Regions from separate parts of the Homo sapiens genome. Here region 2 is linked to region 1. The links are chromatin loops, found by intact Hi-C in ENCODE. Cell type or tissue: PC-9. All regions are shown on one strand. Each heading gives the region's core, and the rest is flanking DNA. Links, peaks and the distances in the headings are about the cores only.

Evidence for each region. Peaks named below come from ENCODE experiments on the same cell type or tissue, not always from the same donor. Only the 100,000 strongest peaks of a DNase experiment are listed, where the experiment ranks them.
Region 2: a loop joins it to region 1, with 6 times the contacts of the local background. A loop is called at or near these places in 1 of 110 quality-filtered maps.

What each region holds. Positions count from the first base shown.
Region 1 is chr9:76,321,852-76,326,241 of GRCh38, reverse strand. PCSK5 (proprotein convertase subtilisin/kexin type 5) reads right to left here. Exons shown (of 38, transcript NM_001372043.1): 32 at 2,954-3,190. Among named protein-coding and RNA genes, the nearest start is that of RFK, 70 kb to the left of the region's middle. In PC-9, for the core only: no CTCF peak of the experiment used is centred there; a DNase peak (open chromatin) is centred at 2,511; H3K27ac peaks cover 760 bases.
Region 2 is chr9:76,439,507-76,443,896 of GRCh38, reverse strand. It overlaps a transcript of GCNT1 not described here. Among named protein-coding and RNA genes, the nearest start is that of GCNT1, 17 kb to the left of the region's middle. In PC-9, for the core only: no CTCF peak of the experiment used is centred there; DNase peaks (open chromatin) are centred at 1,876 and 2,176; H3K27ac peaks cover 2,405 bases.

The DNA of each region.
Region 1 (4,390 bases), core at 275-4,274:
GCTAATTTTTGTATAATTATTTTTGTTTTAGAAATAGGGTCTTGCTATGTTGCCCAGGCTGGTCTCAAATTCCTGGACTCAAGAGATCCTCCTGCCTTGGCCTCCCAAAGTGTTGTTGAGATTACAGATGTGAGCCACCGTGTCCGGCTGAGATTGCTCCATTCTAAACGCTTCTCTACACTTCCCCAAATCTTAATTTTCAGATCAGGTTCTTTGTATTATCTCTCTGGAAAGTCAGGTTGTCACTGTTTCTTCCAATACCACATTCCTTCCCCTCCCTTTGGTCTGGTAGAAAGTGCAATGGCGGCCGGGCATGGTGGCTCACGCCTGTAATCCCAGCACTTTGGGAGGCAGAGACGGGCAGATCACCTAAGGTCAGGAGTTCGAGACCACCCTGACCAATATGGAGAAACTCTGTCTCTACTAAAAATACAAAATTAGCTGGGTGTGGTGGCACATGCCTGTAATCCCAGTCACTCGGGAAGCTGAAGCAGGAGAATCTCTTGAACCAGGGAGGCGGAGGTTGTGGTGAGTCCAGATCGCGCCATTGCACTCCAGCCTGGCAGCAACGAGAGCAAAACTCCGTCTCAAAAAAAAGAAAGTGCAATGTCATTGTAGGGAGACACCTCAAGTGAGTTTCCAACTCTGTCCTCACTAGTGGGGTCACATTGAGCAAGTGCTTAACTTCTCAAAGCATCTGTTTCCTTCTCAGAAAAATGCAGAAAATTGCCATTTACCTCAATGGCTCTCAACCCACACTAAGCATCAGAATTACTGGTGGTGGGAGAAGGAATTAGAATGTTGGGTGCAGGCATCTGTGGTTTTAAGAGCTGCCCAGGTGATTCTAATGGGCAACCAGGGGCCTTTCTCAAGGAGATAATTAAATCAGATAAATTAAGAAAACATACTCTGAGACCTGTAAAGCTCTCTGTATGGTAAATTACTTTCATTATTCAACACCAGAGAAAGGCCAGAAGTTGAACCTCAGTTCCTGCCCTCGCAGAGGCAAGATGGCGCTGGAGGCCTGCTGCTGAGTCTCTCACCTCCCAGAAGCCATTCCCAGCTCCACAGCCTGCCTCCCACACGAACACCCGCCTCTTCTGCATGCGGACACAGCCTTGACATCCACGCCTTTTCACATATGGGCAGGTAGGACATTAACACTAAATAGTGCTTTATATAAAACACACAAAAAGACATATCCACAGCACAAGGCTGGAGCAGAAAGCCTTCAGGACCGAGACACATCTTCGTGTCCTACTAAAAACCTTCCCCTCAGTATGTCCTAGGGTGTGGGTGTCCCAGGGTTTCTCAGTGGAAGGTCACTCTCAGGCTCTCGCGGTTGTTAGGGGAATTGCCTCTGGACATCTATCTTGTCGTGTTTGCTTGGGGGCGACATGTGGGGGTGAAGGACCTCAGGCTGCCTCAACAGAGTGAATCCTGGGCTCTAGAAAAGCCCCCGCCCCACAACATTTCTCTCACTTGCTAGAGAATTCTAGAGTGCATAACTTATTTTATTTTTCTGTTCCTTGATAATGAATAAGAGGCAAATGATTCATGCCGAGTTAAAACATAAGGAGGTATAAATAATAGCAGATCCTTTCTTGAACATGCAGGGACTGAGTGGGAGTGGAAATGGGGACCTTGGAGCAGGAATTGAAGGATATGAAGAGGAAGGTGGGGAGCTTCCAGGGAGCAAACCATGAAGGGAGGCTGGGCGCGGTGGCTCACACCTGTAATCCCAGCACTTTGGGAGGCCAGGGTGGGCGGATCACTTGAGATCAGGCATTCAGGACCAGCCTGGCCAACATGGTGAAACCCTGTCTCTACTAAAAATGCAAAAATTAGCTAGGTGTGGTGGCAGCCACCTATAATCCCAGCTACTCAGGAGGCTGAGGCAGGAGAACCACTTGAACCCAGGAGGTGGAGGCTGCGATGAGCTGAGATCATGCCACTGCACTCCAACCTGGGCAACAGAGTGAGACTCCATCTCAAGAACAACAATAACAAAATATGGACCGAGCGCCATGGCTCACGCTTATTATCCCAGCACTTTGGAAGGGCGAGGCAGGTGGATCACTTGAGGTCAGGAGTTCAAGACCAGCCTGGTCAACATGGTGAAACCCCCTCTCTACTAAAAATAGAAAAATTAGCCAGGCGTGGTGGCACACGCCTGTAGTCCCAGTTACTCAGGAGCCTGAGGCAGGCAAATCGCTTGAACCCAGGAGGCAGAGGTTATAGTAAGCCAAGATCGTGCCACCGCACTCTAGCCAACAGAGTGAGACTCTGTCTCAAAAAAAAAAAAAAAATCACCCAGGAAGGGAGACAAGAGGCACCAAGAAAGTCCCTTATGGTGTCACAATTTGCTTGTGTTATCAAGAAAAGTCTCAGGTAGCTTTTGAAGGCTCCTCCTCTCTGCTGTAAATCTTTATATGATAACTTCTTTTGACCAGCAGTTCATAGCCACTGTTGTGAGGAAGGTCCACGTGATTTGTCACTAATAAAAGTTACCTGTACAAAGCTTATGAGTGATTCATTTAAAGATTATTTACAACCGGTTCAAAATATGCCTCCTTGAGTGAGATGGTAAAGGATGAGATGGACTGGTCATGGTGACTCACACCTGTAATCCCAGCACTTTGGGAGCCCAAGGCAGAGGATTGCTTGAAGCCAGGAGTTCAAGACCAGCCTAGGCAACATTCTGAGACCTCATCTCTATGTTCCCAGCAACTCTGGAGGCTGAGGTGGGAGGATCACTTGAGCCCAGGAGGCGGAGGCTTCAGTGAGCCATGTTCGTGCTACTGAACTTGAGCCTGGGCAATAGAGGGAGACCTTGTCCCAAAACAAAAACAAAACACAACAAAAAAAAGATTGAGATGACAGCTCTGGCGCTGGGGCTGGGGCTGGAACTATGCAAACCCCGGAGCCTATTTTGAATCCCAGAAGTCTTTACCTCTGCACTCCTTAGTCTCCTTTTCATAATAGGTTCCTGCTGGACACTCCTCCAAGCACAGTCCATCATAGAGGACCCAGGAACTCTCAAGACAGAGCTCGCAGTCGTCGGCTTTGGGGCCACTGCACTCCAGACAGTCTTTATGGCAGGGGACACAGTGGCGCGAGTCTGCATAGAAGCCACGGGGACAGGACTGGTGGCACATATCATCGTGCAGGAAGAACTCAGGCGTGCACTCTGGGAAAAGGAGGAAGCAGCAAGTTATCCCCGGGGGGTAGGAGAAAGGAATTCATTGTCTGCAGTAGGCTAGCTCCTCCCTCAGCACTTTGGTTGATTTGACCTGAGAGTATGCTTGCCCTTTACCCACCCTGCCAGGGCATAGACTTGATGTCTAACAAGCCCTGCCTTGGGACAAGGAGGCCACACATGGTGACCGTATTAGATGGTGCTGGACTTACACAATGAAATGGTCTGCCCTTTGGAGGTGCAGTGCAAAAATTTGCAATGCTGCAAAAGACAGGGATGGCTGAGAGGCTGGCGGTATTGTTTGAAAAACCCGAAGAGCATTAACAGATTTAAAAAATTGTATTGAGAACCTCACACTGTTTTCAACACAGAAAGCAGTTTAGGAATGGTTGGATTAGTTAACTTTTCATTCATTGATCAGGTACAACAATGAATACAGGATTGATCAGTGTGAAGAATACATTGCGGGTTTATTTTTTTTGTGTTCATTTTCTTACTTTGGGGGGAATCCTGGGAAACACTTGAGGTCACACCAAGAGAATACTTTGGATAGGACAGCACCAGTTAAATGAGTCTGTCTTATTCTGGAGAGAAAATTGAACAGCTTTTTGGGGGAGATAATTCCTGAGGGAAAAAAACAACAAAATTCATTCACAGCCAGAGTGGTCATCTCAGTCATAGTTGCCCGAACTTTTCTTTCCTATCCTTTTTAACAACTGCAGTTTTCTAGCTACCTCTGTGTTTTGTGGCTTACTATCAGTCTGTAAGATTTTGTGTTCCAAAAGATGGGAACAGCTGGGCGTGGTGCCTCACGCTTGTAATCCCAGCACTTTGGGAGGCTGAGGACGGTGGATCACCTGAGGTCAGGAGTTTGAGACCAGCCTGACCAACATGGAGAAACCTCGTCTCTACTAAAAATGTTAAAATTAGCCCGGCGTGGTGGAGCGTGCCTGTAATCCCAGCTACTCTGGAGGCTGAGGCAGGAGAATCGCTTAAACATGGGAGGCAGAAGTTGCAGTGAGCTGAGATTGAGCCATTGCACTCCAGCCTGGGCAACAAGAGTGAAACTCCATCTCAAGGAAAAAAAAAAGATGAGAACATTGGGTTCTTCTCTGTACCTCTAGCACCTAGGATAGCACTTGCACATCTGCTGTGTGTGTACATATGGGGGTGAGTGTAAGAGATCATGCA
Region 2 (4,390 bases), core at 140-4,139, 120 kb before region 1:
TTTCTTTCTTTCTTTCTTTCCTTTTTTTAGACAGAGTCTCACTCTGTTGCCCAGGCTGGAGTGCAGTGGCTCACTGAAACCTCCGCCTCCCAGGTTCAAGCGATTCTCCTGCTTCAGCCTCCCAAGTAGCTGGGACTATAGGCATGCACCACCACACCTGGCTAGCTTTTGTATCTTTAGTAGAGACGGATGTTGGGAACAAATCCCCCAAAATCTGGCCATAAACTGGCCCCAAAACTGGCCATAAACAAAATCTCTGCAGCACTGTGACATGTTCATGATGGCCATAATAGCCATGCTGGAAGGTTGTGGGTTTACCGGAATGAGGGCAAGGAACACCTGGCCCACCCAGGGTGGAAAACCGCTTAAAGGCATTCTTAAGCCACAAACAATAGCATGAGCAATCTGTGCCTTAAGGACATGCTCCTGCTGCAGTTAACTAGCCCAACCTATTCCTTTAATTCGGCCCATCCCTTCGTTTCCCATAAGGGATACTTTTAGTTAATTTAATATCTATAGAAACAATGCTAATGACTGGCTTGCTGTTAATAAATACGTGGGTAAATCTCTGTTCAGGGCTCTCAGCTCTGAAGGCTGTGAGACCCCTGATATCCCACTTCACACCTCTATATTTCTGTGTGTGTGTCTTTAATTCCTCTAGCACCACTGGGTTAGGGTCTCCCCAACCGAGCTGGTCTTCACAGACGGGGTTTCACCATGTTGGCCAGGCTGGTCTCGAACTCCTGAGCTCAAGTGATCTGCCTGCCTTGGCCTCCCAAATTGCTGGGGTTACAGGTGTGAGCCATTGAACCTGGCCTCTATTTCAAAATATATCCAGATTAGGATCCCTTTTACCCATCTCCATTGCTACCACCTTGGGCCATGCTACTGCTGTATCTCACCTGACATCTCCTGCTTCCTCTCATGCCCCACATACAGCCTGGGATTACAGGCATGAGCCACTGAGCCTGGCCAGTGTTTGTTTTGTTTTAAATCCATTTTGGCTTTAGTATATTCCCAACATCTATAAAAGTGCTTGGCTCAAAGTAGGAGGAGCTCAATAATATTTGATGAATAAATAAGAGAATAAATGAATGAATACTTTATCTTCATATGGTACTTTGTAACTTAAGAACCATTTTCACATTTCTCTTACTACTTCTGATAATCGGATAATCAGATAAAACCACTGTGTTAGTTTCTTTCTTTCTTTTTTGAGATGGAGTCTCACTCTGTCGCCCAGGCTGGAGTGCGGTGGCATGATCTTGGCTCACTGCAACCTCTGCCTCACGGGTTCAAGTGGTTCTCCTGCCTCAGCCTCCCAAGTAGCTGGGATTACAGGCGCCTACCACCAAGCCCAGCTAATTTTTGTATTTTTAGTAGAGACAGGGTTTTGCCATGTTGGCCAGGCTGGTCTCGAACTCCTGACCTCAAGTGATCCGCCCACCTCAGCCTCCCAAAGTGCTTGGATTACAGGCATGAGCCATGGCGCCTGGTCACAACTGTGTTAGTTTCTTATTGCTGCTGTAACAAACTACCACACACAGCATGGCTATAAGCAACACAAATTTATTTTCTTACCGTTCTGTAGGTCAGAAGTCTGAAGCAGGTCTCACTGGCCTAAAATCGAGGTGTCAGCAGAACCGTGTTTCTTTCTGGGAGCTTTAGAGGAAAATCTATTTCCTTGCCATTTCTAGCTTCTCGAAGCCTCTCTCATTCATTGACTGTGGGCCTTCCTCCGGCTTCAAAACCAGCAATGGTCAGTTAAGTCCTTCTCAGATGAAGTCACTGTGACCTCTGCTTCTGGCTTCACATCCCCTGAGCCAGAGCTGGTGAAGAGAGGTGTCTCTGAGTCACACTGTGCGAATTGCCATGGAACAGAGTTAAGCTGTTTTCACATTGATCCGTATCACAAGTGAGTGTTTTCCCCAGCTCTGAGTCAGTCTTTCTTTTTAAATCCAAAACCATATTATTAAGTTTTTAAAAAATCATGATTGCTTTACTTCTTCAGGTTTCAGGTTTCTCAGACATAAAACCTTAAAACAGAAATGAATACCTGATGATTGCATTCCAGTTGTCTGCATTACCCATTAAGAGTCTCTGACCTTTTCTGGTCCCAGGAAACCTCAAAGAATAATCTGCATTTTCCACTTCATAGGTCTTAATGGGAGCAGGACTGTGGAAGGTGACACTGCGGCTTCTCCCTCCTTAACAGTTCACCTATGGTCTGTCTGGTATGACTCACACTTTCTTCGTGTCTCAAATTTCCCACATACGAAACAGATACTATGATGAAAATATAGCCCATTTAATTATGTGAAGTGTTTTGAACAAAATTGTTATAATGTCTTAGCATAATGTGGACTTTTTGTACATCATCTAGTCTGATGGTTCTCACCATTGCTACCCACTGGAATTACTTATGGAACCTTAACAAATCCTGATGCTGGCTGAGAGTGGTGATGGCTCATGCCTGTAATCCCAGCACTTTGAGAGGCCGAGGCAGGCAGATCACCTGAAGTCAGGAGTTTGAGACCAGCCTGGCCAACATGGTAAAACCCCGTCTCTACTAAAAATAAAAAAATTAGCCAGGCATGGTGGTGGGCACCTGTAGTCTCAGCTACTCTGGAGGCTGAGGCAGGAGAATTGCTTGAGGCCGGGAGGCGGATGTTGCAGTGAGCTGAGATCGCGCCACTGCACTCCAGCCTGGGTGACAGAGCAAGACTTCGTCTCAAACAACAACAAAAATCCTGATGCCTAGGTCCTGCACCAAGGATTCTGATGTGATTGCTATGGAATGTGGCCTAGGCATAGGTTTTTTTGTTTTTTTTTGAGATGGAGTCTCTCTTTGTTGCCCAGGCTGGAGTGCAGTGGTGTGATCTTGGCTCACTGCAACCTCCGCCTCCCGGGTTCAAGCAATTTTTCCTACCTCAGCCTCCTCAGTAGCTGGGATTACAGGCATGCACCACCATGCCCAGCTAATTTTTGTATTTTTAGTAGAGATGGGGTTTCACCATGTTGGTCAGGCTGGTCTTGATCTCCTGACCTTGTGATCCACCCGCCTCAACCTCCCAAAGTGCTGGGATTACAGGCATGAGTCACTGCACCCGGCAGGCATAGGCATTTTTAAAAGCTCCCCAGCTGATTCTAACGTGCAACCAAGTCTGGGACCAGGGAAGACTCCTCTTAGGTAGCTCTAAACAAGCTCTTGTGGATGAGCCACTTTCTGGACCCAGTCCCCAAGTCATCCCCTGTGAGTGCAGCTCATTCTCCCCTCTGGGTTTTGGTCCTAGCAACCATCAGGAAGGAGACAGGACAGGTGGGTGCAGGACCTCAGCCCCACACAGGGCAGGGGGACACACAGGTTGCAACATCATAGTGAAAAGGACCGGAATCTGATGAGGACACACTGGAAACATGGTACCACTGTAACCCAGGTTTCCTCCTCACCTGTGGAGCAAATATAAATCAGGGAAATGTAGATTGATGTCACCTTCATTCATCACAGCTTTAGTGAAACCTGGCAACTGGGGAATTTTTTGTTCACAAGGCAAACAAAGTCTTCAATTTAATTCCTTTAAATTCCTTGAAGATTATATTAACTAGTAGGTGAGGTTAAGACTTTTGAAAGTCATGTGGGTATTGAACTGAACTGCTCTTAGAAGAAAATTCAGAGAGAAGGTGATGTGGGTCAGGAGCAGGAAGAGATGCTGAGCCAAGAAGAGAGATTTGGGACATGAGATACCTCAAAAGGTTTGTTAGTTTATTCATTTTTTCTTTTTTTTTTTTTTTATTTTTGCGACGGAATTTCGCTCTTGCCCAGGCTGGAGTGCAATGGTGGGATTTCGGCTCACTGCAACCTCCGCCTCCTGGGTTCAAGCGATTCTCCTGCCTCAGCCTCCCAAGTAACTGGGATTACAGGTGCCCACCACCAAGCCCGGCTAATTTTTTGTATTTTTAGTAGAGACAGGGTTTCACCGTGTTGGCCAGGATGGTCTCGATCTCCTGACCTCAGGTGATCTGCCCACCTCAGCCTCCCAAAGTGCTAGGATTACAGGCATGAGCCAATGCGCCCAGCCTTGGTTTATTTTTAAGTGCAATCTTGATATCATGTGGTACAACTTCTCTCTTCTAGCTTCCTTCTAAAATATTGAATAAATTTTATATTCCTCACTATTGCATTCATATTAGTGCAAGGAGAGCACTGTTTTCAAAGAATTCAAAGAGGAGAGAGCCATAAGAATATGAGTCACAATCTGAAGAAAGACGCACACAGCTTTTACCAACAACTGATTTACCTCCATCTCTACTAAGGAAATGCAGACAAAATTTTTTTTTCATTTTTTCTTTTCCTTTTTAAAAACACAAATGGGGCCAGGCATGGTGGCTC